Linked DNA regions of Homo sapiens: region 1 is linked to region 2. Evidence: chromatin loops called from intact Hi-C (ENCODE). Cell type or tissue: B cell. All regions are shown on one strand.

Region 1 (8,000 bases), 140 kb before region 2:
AGGCAGCAGGTCGTATAGTTACCTCCTTGTGGGCAAAATCCCTGCCCTAAAACTATGCAACCTACTACCTCTTCCTAGGAACCCATTTTTTTTTTCTTGCTGGTCTTCTACTTGGCAGATGCACTTCAAATTAACCTGTTAAATTAGGTCATGTTCTTTGAGTTTTGTTTCTAATTCAAACTAATCAGAATTCTTTAACTAATGCTTTTGAAAAGTTATCTGGCCATATGACCTTGGTAAAAAGCCACAAATACATTTGCTTAAAATCCAACCTCAAGTCACAAACGAACAAGAAAGTAATGACATCAGAGGATGTAAGCCAGTAGTCTAATACTCAGCCCACCACGTATTACTGGAGTCGCTGACTTTTAACATTTAATTATCAATTTTTTTTTTGGACAGTCTCGCTCTGTCACCCAGGCTGGAGTACAGTGGTGTGATCTCGGCTCACTGCAACCTCTGCCTCCTGGGTTTAAGTGATTCTCCTGCCTCAGCCCCCAGAGTAGCTGGGATTACAGGCGCCCACCACCACGCCCAGCTACTTTTTTGTATTTTTAGTAGAAACAGGTTTTCACCATTTAGGCAGGCTGGTCTCAAACTCCTGACTCAGGTGATCCGCCCACCTTGGCCTCCCCAAAGTGCTGGGATTACCGGCATGAGCCACCACACCCGGCCTAATTTTTGTATCTTTATTAGAGACTGTGTTTCACCAGGCTGGTCAGGATGGTCTTTAACTCCTGACCTCAGGTGCTCCACCCGCCTCAGCCTCCCGAAGTGCTGGGATTAGAGGTGTGAGCCATGGTGCCCAACCCAGTTACCAACATTTAAATATCAAATTTCATAAAATCTCCAGTCTCTCCTGTTAACTGGAAAAGTAGGTGACAATGTATATAAACCCTGCTTGCTACCTATCAACCAGAGCAAATTAATTTACTATATTTGCCAGTTACAACTAGCCCCTCCTGGGCCTCTGATGGTATTTCAGTTTTTGACCCCTGAATTAAAGCAAACAGAAACAAATTCTGATCATGAATTTTATCATCATTAAAAACAAGCTTTCAGAGATAGTCATTCTCTCCATAAAGGCATTTTTAAAGTTTTATTTCGATTTACTTACTCTGCTTAGCTAATAACAATGTCCTTATGTAATTAATAAAATATATAAATTAATTTTTCTCCAGGGCTTAATTATTAGATAAGGATACGTTTCCAACTGAAGGTGGCAACGTTATGCTGGAAGAACATGTCAGGAAGACCACAAAATTTCATGACTGTACTTGCTACACTTTCAGCAGAAGAGTTATACATATTTTCAATTCAACAAAGATTAAGCCAAAAAGAATTCTTAGAACATTCCCACTCTTCTTTGGCACATCAAAAGGCAACAAATGTCATTTTCTCCCATGTTTTTATGTGCAGTTTAGAACAAAGACCAATTATCTATGCAGCTGTCCACAGTGGATAAAACAAAAAGCATACATTTGGTCCAGAGTTAAGTCACCTGGGTTGGGCCCATCCAAGGAAGTTTGATGTTTCTACTCTCATGAAAAGTACCAATGGCACTGCACAGTGATTATCTTAGATATTAAGGATAAACACAAATTTCTCCTTAAATTTCCATTTATTGGAAATGATTGGAGGGAGGGAACTTCTCCCTCACCTCCACACTGCCTCTTTTCCAACTCTTCTTCCAACACAAAATAGTTTAAACAGCAAGCACTTAGAGAGCTTTTAGCCTTGCTTGTTGATTACAAGGCCCAAGTTAGTGTATGGTTTGCCCATCGGAGGAAAGCTAAAACATGGGCCTTCATGGGTATTAAAATTGAAGAAACCTTTTCCAGCATTTTTTCTATTTTCTTTAAAGTAACAACCTATGGACTTCCCCATCTGACATTTTCGAGTGATCCCACTGTGTGAATGAAGGACTACTTCAGGGTTTGAGGGCAAAGCTGAAATCTTAGCAACTTACCAGTGAGCAAAGGTAGAACCCAGAGCCCATCTCTCCTTTTCCAGGCTGCTGAGTAAAGTCTGGCTCAATCAACCTATCAATGAAGCAGTGCTTACAACATTCTCCAAGACCACCCAAAACCCAAACTGGAAATGAATCATGACTAATCTGACTCATTTTGGCTCACACAGTGCCCTTCCAATTTGTATTTACCTTTACCACCCAGGACCTGACCTTGGACATGTGTACCAGGATGTAAGGCAATAAACCTATTCACAATTCCAAAAGGGCCTGGTCCTCTATGAAGATTTCCTGAAGGCTACTTACTTTCTCTACTCATTAAAATTTTTGCTTAACTTCAAATTTCTGAAATATACCATATGTGAAAAATTTAAATGTTAATCTGTGCCTACTGTACTACTTGAACAGAGAAAATTAACTGATAAACTGTAAATACAAAATGTCAAAATTAATTCTTCTGAGTTTTAATATCATCTAAATAAAAAGAAAATAATGCAGCAAGTCTACTCCTCAGGGAAGGCAATAGATTGTATAGTTATCTCCTGAACAGGGTAAAATCACTACCCCACAACTATACAATCTACTACCTCACTCTGATAGAGCAATGTTTTCTTCTGGAATGGAAAGTACAATCTCTTTCGAAAGAAAATTTCAACATAAAATTATCAGCATAAATCAAAATAAAAAAATACATTTATTCTGACACAGAGAAATAAGACAAGAAGCAAAAGGTTTCCCCACCCCCATCCAGTGTACTTGCTACAGACTTTATCTCTAAATTAATTTATTTCCAGGCCATAAACAAATGCTGCACTACATCTCTTTAAGACAAGTTAATCTTAAATATTGTACAATTAGTTAACTGACTTTCTATCAGACCGCCTGGATGCAGACTTTTCTATCACGTTAGGAAAGACAGTAGATTGTATAGTTATCTCCCAGTGGTGGGTGTGACCCTAAAACTATACAACCTACTACCTCATCCCACAGTGAAGAGAACATCCAGGGTGAATGGTGAAAAGGAATCACAGTTGAGCACCACAGGAAGGCTTTTTTTCCTCCTCGGTAATCCTGGTTTCCTGTGTGAGTGATAAGAAAAATAGTATTAGACCATTTTCATTCACTTACGTTGAAAATGAAGTTTAACTGAACATTTTGGCTACATGCATAATCTATGCTGTGGTTTCATTTCCTGTATTTCATTAATAGTATTTTAAATGCTTGGTTATCTGAATCCGCTCCTAAAACCATGTATTTACAAGATTCAGAAATCACCCTCTTACCACCACCTTTTACTATTATTAACTGCTGGTTTTCTTACAGTTCCTACAAATGAAAATGCATGAAATAACTTATCCTTCAAGAAACAACAAAAAATCATTACAGAAAAACATGACAGCCTCTAATTAAAAATCCAATGACTTCAAAACCCAAAAGTCCTGTACATCATGCATAATCCAAATGCACTAACATACAACGAGATAATATAAAAAACACACACAAATAGAAACTAATTTTTAAAGGAACCTACTCATTTATCCCATGCGAGCAAACACTAAGTGGTCTTATTAGGACTAAATCAAAGATAATCACCTGGATCTGATTCAGGGTCAGGATCCTTTCCTTTAGATAGAAAGGTAATATGTGGATTGAAGGCAGAGTCCAAAATCTTTAATAAACCCAAGTAATCTAAACTGTATTATTACCCTTTAATTTACAGACTTCATATTTAGGAGGTAGCTACTACGAAGATTATCTTTTAAGATAGGGACTAAATTTATTTTGTAGTGATTTAGTAACCAAAAGCACTAATTTTTAAAATTACAAAACGTAATAAAAAACATACGGCTCAATATAATAGAATTTAAAGTCTAGAAATAAACCCATACATGGGTCAACTGATTTTCAACCATGACAAGACAATTCAACTGGGAATCGTTTTTTCAACAAATAATGCTGACGGCTGTATAGCCACATGCAAAAAAAATGGATCTGCATTCTTTGTAAACTGGTGTGCAAAACACACATTAAAGTAACTTAAAACAACCTAATTTAATGGTAAAATATTTTAATAGATATTTCACCAAAGATATGACTCATAAGCACAAATGGCCAACAGGCACATGAAAAGATACATTATTCATTAGGATGGCTAATAAGATTAATAAAAGTGTTGACAAGGATGCGGAGAAAATTGGAACCCTTAGATTGCTGGTGGGAATGTGAAATGGTGCAGCTGCTTTGGAGAACAAAACTTGTAGACAAGTCAAACAGTTGTTAAGTGGAATCAGAAACACGTATTTCGTCTTTGTCTCCATTTGAAGATCCTGGCTGGCATACAGCTCCTAAAACCCTCAGAATTTCCTAAGTGATGAATGTCTGTTTAATGCTACTGAGTCGATTGGTGGCTCCTGTAGTTTCAGGAGGGGGATAGTCACCAGAAAGACCAAGGTGTGATTAGAGGGGTGGAACTTTCAGCCTCACCCCCTCAACCTCCAGGTAAAGCAGAGAGGACAGAGAGTAAGCCAATCATCAAAGGCCAATAATGTAATCAATCATGCCTAAGTATGAAACCTCCATAAAAACCCCTTAAGTGTCAGGGTTTGGACAGCTCTGAGTTGAAAAACACATCTTCATGCCAGGAGGCTGGTGTAACCCTAACTCCATAGATACAGAAGCTCCTGTGCTAGGAACCCTCCTGGACTTCAGCTTAAGGACCTCTTCATCTGGCTATTCATTTAAATCCTTTATAATAAACCAGTGATAATGAGTGTCTTCCTGTGTTCTGTAAGCCATCCTAGCAAATTATAGACCCAGTGGAAGAGGTTGTGAAACCCCCTAATTTATAGCTGGTTGGTTAAAAATTCAGGTAGAAACCTGCATCTGAAGCGGGGGCAGTCTTACGTGTTTGAGCCCTCAACCTGTGAAGTTTGTACTAACTTCAGGTAGTTTCAGAATTAAATTTAATTGTAGGACACTCTGTTGGTGTCGAGTTGAAGAATTGATTGTTGGTGTCAGAACTGGTTAGTGATGAGTAAAAAACAGTTCACCATATGACCCAGCAATTCCATTTCTAGGTATATACTCTAGAGAACTGAACATGGCTGGGTGTGGTGGTGCAGGCTTATGGTCCCAGCTGAGTTACTCAGGAGGTTGAGGCAGGAAGATTGCTTGAGCCTAGGAGTTAAAGGTTGCAGTAAGCTATGACCACACCACTGCACTCCAGTCAGAGCAAGAGAGTGAGACCCTGCCCCTCCCCGCAAAAAAAAAGGGCAAGAGAATTGAAAAAACGTGTATTTGAATGTTCACAGCATTACTCATTTGGAGTCAATAAAAACCAGGGTTCAAATCCTGGCCCTACTAATTCTCTGCCATTGAAATCTTGCAAAAGAAATTTAGCCGAAGTCCCTCAGCTTTCCTAGCTGCAGTATCAACACGTCTGTAACAAAAAGGGAAAGATTTATTAATACCATATATCCAAAATATGTAAGGTCCAACTACTTCATCATCTCTAGATGAAAACTGGTGGTAAGAAGCTTAATAACTTGCCCCAAATTAGAGACAGTACTGCATCACTAAACTATACTACATTTGAGACCATTTCAATTCTACAAGGCCAGGTTATGCAAACTAGGAACTCACAGACACACTTGTCCCTAACGTCAGGCCCTTTATAAGCCAAAATATTTCCCATGAATCAGCACTGTCCTTACTTTTATTTTTTTAGAGACGAGGTCTTGCTCTGTCACCCAGGCTGGAGTGCAACCGTGTGATCTTGGCTCCTGAAACCTCCGCCTCCTGGGTTCAAGCGATTTTCCTGCCTCAGCCCCCCAAGTAGCTGGGATTATAGGCATCCACCATCACGCCCAGCTCATTTTTGTATTTTTAGTAAAGACGGGGTTTCACCATGTTGGCCAGGCTGGTCTCGAACTCCTGACCTCAGGTGATCTGCCTGCCTGCCTGCCTTCGCCTCTCAAAGTGCTGGGATTACAGGCGTGAGCCACTGCACCCGGCCTAGTCCTTACTTTTAAAACAATAACAGCCAAAAAAAAAAAAAAAAAAACCAAAACCAAAACCAACCAAACAACAGCAACGAAAAAAAACAGCTAAAAGAAAAAGCATCTGGTACTTCTACTACAATCCTCAACCTCCTACCGATTTTCTCATTTAAAACATGTTTGAATCCTCATCAAACATTCAAAAACACATTTTTTTTCCAACCTTGGTGTCACATGCTTACTTTGTATTATTCTTTCTCAATCCAGCTATGTAAATAAATACCATATTGCTAGAAAGCATTCTGGTAATTTACATACCAAGTGCTATTAACATGACCCTCAATTTTTTGAAAAGTATATGTATATAAGTAATCCAATAAATAATATTGTTCACAAATCAATACTTACTCTAATATGTTATTTTATTATATACATGAACTGATTTTATAATCTAATGGTTCCCAGCCTGCAGTTTAGAAAACACTGATTACAGCAAATGGTGGAAACTAAAACCAAACAGCCGAGCAATGTTCAGTTAGGGCCAGCTCTCATAAACACTGAACATAATCCATGAATTTATGGATTACAAGAACCCATGGAAATATTCATTTGGAAGTTAATTAAAAGCCCTAACTAACTAATCACAACTATGTAATGCTTGCGTACTGGGAAAGAGTGGGTTGATAGCTAGTATACATTTAGGACTTGAAGTTTTTCTGTCTACAGTTAATGCTGGCTCCCCATTTACTATGTCCTTGGACATATCATCTAATTTCTGGGCCTTTGTTTACTTCTTAGGTAGAATACTATTAGCTAAAATTATCAGAATTTGAGCCTTCTGATAATTCTTTCTTAAAAAGTAACAAAAATACTTTTATATCCACTTTCTATCCTTATTCACATACTACCTCAATCTGTAGCTGGAACTACCCTCTCATTAAAAGTTATGGCAAATGGCCAGGCACAGTGGCTCATGCCTGTAATCCCAGCACTTTGGGAGGCCCAGGAGGGCAAATCATGAGGTCAGGAGTTCGAAACCAGCCTGGCCAATATGGTGAAACCCCCTCTCTACTAAAAATAAAAAAATCAGCCAGGCATGGTGGCATGCGCCTGTAGTCCTAGCTACTCGGGAGGCTGAGGCAGAAGAATCGCTTGAACCTGGAAGGTGGAGGTTGCATGGAGCCGAGATCATGCCACCGCACTCCAGCCTGGGCAACAGAGCAAGATGCGGTCTCAAAAAAAATATATATATATTACGGCAACTGGCCAGGCACAGTGGCTCACACCTATAATCCCAGCACTTTGAGAGGCCCAGGCGAGTGGATCACCTGAGGTCAGGAGTTTGGGACCAGCCTGGCCAACATGGTGAAAACCCATCTCTACTAAAAATACAAAAATTTGCCAGGCATGGTGGTAGGCACCTGTAATCCCAGCTACTCAGGAGGCTGAGGTAGGAGAATCGCTTGAACCCAGGAGGCAGAGGTTGCAGTAGACCAAGATCGCACCATTACACTCCAGCCTGGGCAAGAAGAGCAAAACTGTCTCAAAAAAATATATACAATAATAAATTATTTAATTAATTTATGGCAACTAAAAGTCAAAATTCAACTTACACAAAATGTATCTTCATTTCATTCAGCTCAGCATACCAGTACAGGAAAATGGTTAAGGGCAATGGTTTCAGGGTCAAGCAGCCAAGCAGCTACTTAGTGGCTGTGTTCTCTCATCGCCATTTGGGGGAACTGTAACAGCCACACCTCATGGGGTTGCTGTCAGGACTGGGATACATGCAAAGATATTGAATGACTGAGAAATTAACTCAACAAATGGCAACTGTACTTAATAAATTAATTTGACAAACTATCCTAACAGGAATTTTACCTTTCCAGATATACTTGTGATAGTTAAAAATATTATCAATTTAAAGCATGCTACAAAGCAGGCAAATCTATTAGTTATAGACTTGTCTATATCTACATTTACATCAAGTAAGTTTTCATAACTTATTAACATTCACATTCCTAATTTCATTT
Region 2 (8,000 bases):
GTTTTTTCTGAGACAGAGTCTCACTCTATTGTCCAGGCTGGAGTGCAGTGGCATGATCTCGGCTCACTGCAACCTCCGTCTCCCAGGTTCAAGCAATTCTCCTGCCTCAGCTTCCTGAGTAGCTGGGAGTACAGGTCTGCATTACCACACTCCACTAATTTTTGTATTTTTAGTAGAGATGGGGTTTCACCATGTTGGCCAGGCTGGTCTTGAACTCCTGACCTCAGGTGATCCACCCGTCTCAGTCTCCCAAAGTGCTGGAATTACAGGCGTGAACCACTGTGCTTGGCCACAAATCTCCCATTTTCTGACACAGCCTAATTTCAAAACCTTAATTAAGACTTAAGAGTTTAAGATAATTTCCTAATATTTTTTCACAAATTTAAACTCAGTGAGGAACATATTTTCTTACCATGTTAAATTCACTGACATTATTCAGTTTTACTGTTTAAGCATTTATCAAAATCTGTAATTACTTTATTTGCTTACTATCTTTTTCTTATATAATTTATTTTAGGTTAGGGACCTTGTCTGTCTTCTTTACAGTTATATTGTCTACATCTACTATACTGCCTGGCACATGATAAGTGTTCATAAATATCTGCTAAATTAACAAATGGATGACTTTGGTCATAGAGAGCAAAACCTGATAAGAAACTAGATAGTCAATTTGCCCTTAGTTTTCTCAGCAAAGTTTTTTAAAAAGATGGCCCACTATTTTTTTTATGAATTTTTTTATGTCTCACATACAGTTAAGTGCTCCAGAAAATGCATCTTTTTGGAAATCAAAATGATCTTAAATATTACAGCAGGATAGGAACTCATAAATTTGCTCTAAAGAGAGTGAGAGAGGAAAAAAACTAATATTAATAGAAAATAGTTGTGCTTAGCACTCTACTAGGGCTTTACACATGCTGTCTCATATAAATGTCACAACCCTGGAGGCACTGTCCCCATTTTAAAGATTAGGAAAGTGAGAATCAGAGAGGAAGAACTGAGAATCAGAGAGGACGTCACCAGCCCGAGGTCACATAACTAGAAAGTACTGGAATTGGGATTAGAACACCGGTTCTTCCTTAAACACACTTTATTTCCTGTACCCCATGTTGCCTCCACAGAAACCAGAAAAATGAAATACAACTTTTTCAGTAACAACACATGAGGTACGTGAAACGATCCAGATAATAATTGCAAAGAAATGTTTTGATTATTCAACTTACATCATTTTTAGAAAAAGAAATATATAAGTAACTTATATAAAACATGATTCTGAAGAAACATTTCGATGTATACATTTTCCCATCCTCTATACTGCTTAATTTAGAACAAAGAAAATGTCTGGACTTTGAGGCAGTTGTTGGTTTTGAAAAAGGACGTGCAGGCTGGGGACGGTGGCTCATAGCTGTAATCCCAGCACTTTGGGAGGCTGAGGCGGGAGATTACTTGAGCCCAGGAATTCAAGACCAGCCTGGGGAACATGGCGAAACTCCATCTCCATAAAAAATACAAAAAGTAGCTGGGCGTGGTGGCACACAGCAGTAATCCCACCTACTTGGGAAGCTGAGGTGGGAGGATTGCTTGAGCCTGGCAGGTTGAGGATGCAGTGAGCTGAGATTGCACCACTGCACTCCAGCCTGGGCACCTGAGCGAGACACTGTTTCAAACTTAAAAAATAAATAAATAAATAGAGAAAAAGAAAAAGGATGTGCTTTTAAGAGAACTGTGAGGCCAGGTGTGGTGGTTCATACCTGTAATCCCAGCACTACAGGAGGTCAAGGATTAATTTAAGCCCAGGAGTATGAGACCAGACTGGGCGACAGAGTGAGACCCCGTCTCAAAATAAATAAATAATAAAACTTTAATAGTAACTTTCAAATAAATGCCTTGAACCTAGTTTTCAAGGAGGATCAGAATATCACAGAAGGAAGCTCATTTTAAAAAAGCAAAGCAAAATTGTCAGGACTGTCTCAAAATGAGAGCTGTTCCACAGGATAGGGTGCTGTCTCCTAAACCTTGGTTTCCTCCAACAAAAGATTTCCTTCCAAAGCTTGAATGGTCACTTGTCTGGAAAAGGAGATGGAATCTCTGTTTGGGAGGAGAAATTTGAGCCCCTTGGGTACAACCCCACGAAGACTTTGGGATTGGGTGGGAAATTAGACTAGAACAATTGTTCTTAAAATGGTCCCTGGGTCACCAATATGGGAATCATCCTAGAAGGGTGTGAAAATGCAGATCCTCCAGCCCTGTCCCTGATACTGAATCCTCATTTCTGGAGTGGGAGCTGAGATTTTGCATTTTTAAAAAGCCACAAGGTGGAATTCTTGTGCACTAAGAGGTCTGGACACAACTGGACAAGCTGGGAGCCAACAGGATGAGTGGGTGGTTTTGGAGCCACATAGACTTGGATTTAAATCCCAGTTCTTCCATTTAATATTAATAGCTCTGACTGTGACACGTCACCCAAACCCTCTGAGCTTGTTTTCCCACACAGTAAATGAAACGACACTTTGTTGTGGAGATCAAATAAAATTGTGTGGACATATGTATGTGTGTATATATGTATGTACCTGTACGTGTGTGTGTTAACAGTGCCTGGCATGGAACATTTATAAGATGACCTCTCGGAGTTTTCCGGTTCTCAATCTATGAATGCTAGTATGTTTTAATCCTTCCACATACATAACTATCGCAGGATCATCTGCTTATCCACCTCCCTAAAGCAGTGTTTCTCAACCTTTTCTTGATTTTCCCCCTCTCCTCCCAGGAGACGTTTTAGACATTTTATTTCCGAATCTGCTAACCCCATAAAATTTCAATGACATAGGTATAACGTATATCTGCTTGTTTTGAGGCTCTTTGGAAGGCCACAAAGGACGGTAATATCTACGATCTTTTTTCCCCCTAAGAACATGAGCAATATCACCCATGTTGAGAATGCATGTCCGAGAGATAAATGACTTGGTCAAGGTCACGTGACTAATTTAGTGGCAGAATTAGACCTAAATTAGAGGTCACAAACTGGCAGACTAGAACCAGCTTATAAATGTCTTTTGCTTGGCTTCCAGTGTTTCTTCTTTTTTTTTTAATTGATTGCCAACATTTACAAATCAAGAGATTTCACATAAAAATCCCGATATTCAACTTCTCATGAAAAATCTGAGATCGCTTCCAGCGGCAGTTGAGAGGCACTCGCCACCCCAGAACGTGGGGGTTCTCCCAGCATCTCCCAGCCTGGTCCCTGCAGACATCTGAATGTGAGACCCTCAAATCCAAGACCTTTAAACTTTAGTTTCAAGCTCACGACCCTCAGTGATTTGCCTCCACCACGCATCACTTAATATCTAGACGTTTAAAAAAACAAATCTGAAAGAACCATACTGAGTGTGCGGCTAAACTAGCTGCGAATTCCGAACCTTTTCCCGCTCGAGATTCCAAGCCCTCGGCGCCGGCTGGGGTCAGCAGGACGCGCCGTCCGTGTCACAAGTCGTCTGCGGTCGGCGGACCAGGGCGCGGCCGGCCCGGAGACGCTGCCCCGCGGAGGGTCTGTGGGTAGCGGGCCCGAGGGCAGCCTCTGCGCACCCTCACGGCGCGGCACCGATCCCTGCTGCTCCCGACGCGCCCTGGAGGCAGAGGGGTCCCAGCCCAGCCCGCCGGACAACGTCCTGGGGCGAGCGCCTGGGCTGCTCCCCGTGGCGGGGCGCCCCTGCTGAGGCCGCGTCCCCGGCGCTGCCCTCAGCGCGCCCGCCCGCCAATGTCAGCCGCCACACGCCGCACGTGACGTGTGCTGGCCAATGGAGGCCTGAAGCGGACCGTGACGAGAGCGGTGGCTCTGGGCATTTTCGAACGGGCGCGGGCGGTGAGGGAACCGTGAGGGACGCTGAGGGGATGGCGCGGGTGCGGAAAGGGGACCCTAAGTAAGGGGACGGCGTGAGGACGGCTAGGGGACGGCGCGAGCCAAGAAGGACGGCGGCGGAGCTGGCTGCAAGCGCTCCCCGGCCACAGGGTCGAGAAGAGTGAATGGAGGAAGAGCCAGGAGAGCCCTGGAGCACCGCGGACGGAACCCAGCGACTGGCCGCCTCTCCGGGCGCGCTTCCTGTGTTGTTCCTCCTGCTTCTACTGGTCCTATCGTCCCAACTCTTACGGCGTCGCGGCCCCAGGTGGTTCGTCGCGGCCCCAGGTGGTTCAGAGAAATCCGAGGAGCAGAATCTGGGTGAGAGCAAGGCCCAGCAGTTTACAGAGTGGCTGACGGGGTTTGCCTGCGTGTAACAGGAACCCCCAGATTCCAGTATCCTAAACCCACGAGGGGCTTTTCCCCTCTCCCATAAAAGAAAGTGGGAGGAAGGTACCTAAGGTCGTTCGGCTCTGTCATCCCTACACCTGGCTTGTGTCCACCAATTTGCCTTATGGGCCAAAATGGTAGTTGGAGCTCCAGCCATCACATCCTTATTTTAGAAAGGGCCTTTCTGGAAGTCCCACACAAAACCTTCTAACTACATCTTACAGACTCGAATTTAGTATCATGACCTCTCAGAGCTGGAAACTGTAATCTTAACTTGGCACATTGATGCCCTTAAAAATCTTTCCAAAATGAAGGGAAGAATGAATTTGATTAAGCAACTAGCAATCTGCTGCATCTTGTTTTTTCACCCTCGCAAGTGGTCTTGGGTCTCATGGCTCAGTAGAAGTAAGTCCTTCCCCTGCATGTGCAGAACAACTCACTAGGCAAATACATACTCTGTGGCAGACCCTATACTGGATACTTTACATATATTTTCACATTTAATCCCTCTAGGTAGGCATTACTAGCCCCATGTTGCAGATGACACTGGAAGATAGAAATGGTGACAAACTGTGAATGCAGAGAGGCTGTTAGATTGACCAGATGGTCTGATACCAGTTGGCTGCAGAGTTGCAAGCACATGGACCTAAGAATGTAATTTTCTGTACCGAGTCCACAAAGGCCACTCTGCCTAAAGCTGACAGGAATCAACAAACAAGATGAAGCTACCATACTGCCCTGTGGCTCAGGAAGCGGGCCCCATATAATACACCAATGCAAAAATAGTGTGACATCTAAACACCAGTATGGTAATGATGTAAAAAATTTGTTTTAGTAAGCAGCAGATGAAAAGACATTTGAAAACGTTGACTTGGTATTTCTCAGCACTGTCCTACAGAGAACAGTGCCCATACTTGGGCTTGTTAATAAGTAATGGAGACTGGGCATTGTGGCTCAAGCCTGTAATTCCAGCACTTTGGGAGGCTGAGGTGGGCGGATCACATGAGGTCAGGAATTTGAGACCAGCCTGGCCAACATGGAGAAACCTCGTCTCTACTAAAAATACAAAAATTAGCCAGGCGTGGTAGTGCACGCCTGTAATCCCAGCTACTAGGGAGGCTGAGGCAGGAGAATTGCTTGAACCCAGGGGGCAGAGGTTGCAGTGAGTGGAGATCGCACCACTGCACTCCAGCCTGGGCCACAGAGCAAGACTCCATCTCAAAAAAAAAAAAAAAAGTAATGGATTGGTTTCATACATTTAATAAACAATGTCTTGTGTATACTTGTGCTGCACTAAGCATTAACAATTCCAAGGTGAATTAGACGTTACCCTGCCCACAGTCTATGGGGAGACAGACAAGTATAAAAACAATTAGAACACATCATGATAACGGTATTTGGGCGGTGTGGGAGACATGAGAAGAGTATCCAACCTGGCTGGAGAGAGGGAAAAAGAGGGATTTTCGTTAGAGAAGACTTTCTAAAGAAATGGTGATTGACCTGAGTCTTGAAAATCAAGCTTGAGCGGATCAAGCTAAGTAAGTGGAATGGCAGTCCAAGCAGAGGGATCAGATAGTCTAAAATTATGTTGATGTGAGAGAAGCCAGCATATGTGACACTGGCTATGAAGAAAGTGGGGGTAGAAGAACATATTGAGGAGTTAGTGTCCTGTCATGATGGATCATGTGTGCCATGCCAGGGAGTTTGCATCCTTTGGCCATAGCATCCACTCCTTCCCTTGCTTTGGGGAAACTATTTCTTCACCTTGTGTGTAGTCTTGGTGGCATTATTAAGATGCCTTGTGTTCCCCCAACTAGTGGATAGATGGATAACCCTAGTTAGGCCAACCAGATTATCTGCCAAGGGTGAGAGGGAAAGTAGTGGGATAGGAAGTTGAGAGTGTTTAAACATGCCCCCCTTGGGAGGGGATGAGATTTCATTTGGATCCATGAAAAGATTATTAAATTGGATAGAGAGCACAATCAAGGATAGAGGTCATGTGTGTGATGTTTTCTTCAGCAAACTCAATAGCACAGAGTCTCTAGTTGATTTTCACATCTTACAACTGGATATAAATACTGTATTCCAGCCATTTGAAAGGTGTATTCTATAGCTATTAGGATTATATTTTGTAACCAAAAATTAAATGACTTTAGTATTTTAAATAAGCATTGTATGGGAAATCTGGACTATGTAGACCTCATTCCTCTACTGTAACTTGGATGGTTATTCCACAAATTTGAGTAATATGTGGGTATTACTTTCATTCCATGTTTACCTAACAACCTTCTTGGAGTTCCAACTCAATAACAACAGGATCCCGCAGTGGAAAAAAAAATCACTGTATTATTTATACATAAATTATTTAGTTATACATAAATTCTTTAGTTTTCTAAATTTCTAAGGGCTTAAAACTGTAGCATCATTATGACACAAAAATTACACATCACAGATAAACTCTCTTCCCAAGGTTTTGGATATTGTTTTTTCTTTAAAAATGAAAATACATCTATCTTTATAATATACATGTTCATTGAAGATAAGTTTCAAGAAAGGCAGAAAAGTATGAGGAATACACCTAGTGGTTTACATTGTCCAAGACATTTTTCTATGAACATTTATTTAAATATAAGTTTACTTTAAAATAAGATCATATCATACGTACTGTTTCATAACTTATTTTTTACGTAACATATCTTAGACAGCTTTGCTGAGTACCACAGACTTAATGGCTTAAAACACCACACGTTTATTATCTGTTTCTGTGCATCATCAGTCCTGTCACAGTTTCTGTCAACAGATTGCAATTCAAGTACTGGCCAGGGCTACAATCTTATCAGAAGCTCAACTGGGAAAAGATCCACTTCCATGTGCCCTCAAGTTATTGGCAGAATTCATCTCCTTGCAGCTATAGACAGGTCACCATTTTCTTGCTGACTATCAGCAATGGGCTGCTGTCAGCTTCTAAAGGCCACCCTCAATTCTTTGCCTCGTGGTCCTCTCCATAGACCTCAGAAATGGCAGCTTACTTCTTCAAAGCCAACAAAGGAGAGAGAATCATTATAATTTTTAATGGTAACATAATATTCCACTATAGGACTGCAACATAATTTATTTAACTATCCTCTATGGATACTAGGATATTTTAAATTTTTCATTATAAACAGCATTACAGTAAATGTCCTCATGCATATACCTTTGTGACTTCTCTGATTATTTTCTTAGGATAATACCCAGAGTGAATTGCTGAGTCAGATGGTATACTTTTTAAATCTTTTTTTCTTTGCATATTGTAAAATAGCTATCCAGAAAACTAAGCCCATTTATATTTCTAAGAATGTTTGACAATGCTGGTTGGTATGCATAACTTGCCAACATTGGCATTACCCATAAGTTTAATATTTGCCAATCTAATGAGTGAAAAAAATATTTCTTATTGTTTTAATTTGAATTTGTTAAATTAGTGAACTCAAACATATTTTTATGTGTTTACTGGACATTGTGTTTTTTGAATTATCTTTTCATGACTTTAGCCCATTTTGCAATTGTGAAAGCACTTTGTATGTTAAGTGCCCTTTGTTTGTGGATTGCAAATATGTTTCCTAGTTTATTTATGTTTGTTAATATTTTTGTTATTTTGTTTCTAGGGGATAATTTTGTTTATGGGGGATTTTTGGCCATAAAAAGTTTTTAGTGTTTTTTGAAATCAATTCTATTGATT

Evidence for each region. Peaks named below come from ENCODE experiments on the same cell type or tissue, not always from the same donor. Only the 100,000 strongest peaks of a DNase experiment are listed, where the experiment ranks them.
Region 1: a loop joins it to region 2, with 6 times the contacts of the local background. A loop is called at or near these places in 16 of 110 quality-filtered maps.

What each region holds. Positions count from the first base shown.
Region 1 is chr9:94,170,913-94,178,912 of GRCh38, reverse strand. MIRLET7A1HG (miRlet-7a-1/let-7f-1/let-7d cluster host gene) reads right to left here. Exons shown (of 5, transcript NR_170278.1): 2 at 2,948-3,048. MIRLET7A1 (microRNA let-7a-1) reads right to left here and starts at 2,956; the gene lies at 2,877-2,956. It overlaps MIRLET7F1 (microRNA let-7f-1), which reads right to left and starts at 2,566; the gene lies at 2,480-2,566. It overlaps LINC02603 (long intergenic non-protein coding RNA 2603), which reads left to right. Exons shown (of 3, transcript NR_160773.1): 3 at 1,182-2,344. It also overlaps MIRLET7D. RefSeq lists a silencer at 7,698-7,747. In B cell, no CTCF peak of the experiment used is centred here; DNase peaks (open chromatin) are centred at 3,062 and 7,708; H3K27ac peaks cover 4,694 bases.
Region 2 is chr9:94,026,541-94,034,540 of GRCh38, reverse strand. It overlaps a transcript of PTPDC1 not described here. Among named protein-coding and RNA genes, the nearest start is that of PTPDC1, 54 kb to the left of the region's middle. RefSeq lists a silencer at 3,450-3,869 and an enhancer at 4,140-4,189. In B cell, no CTCF peak of the experiment used is centred here; a DNase peak (open chromatin) is centred at 3,810; H3K4me3 peaks cover 1,707 bases; H3K27ac peaks cover 1,195 bases; H3K27me3 peaks cover 562 bases.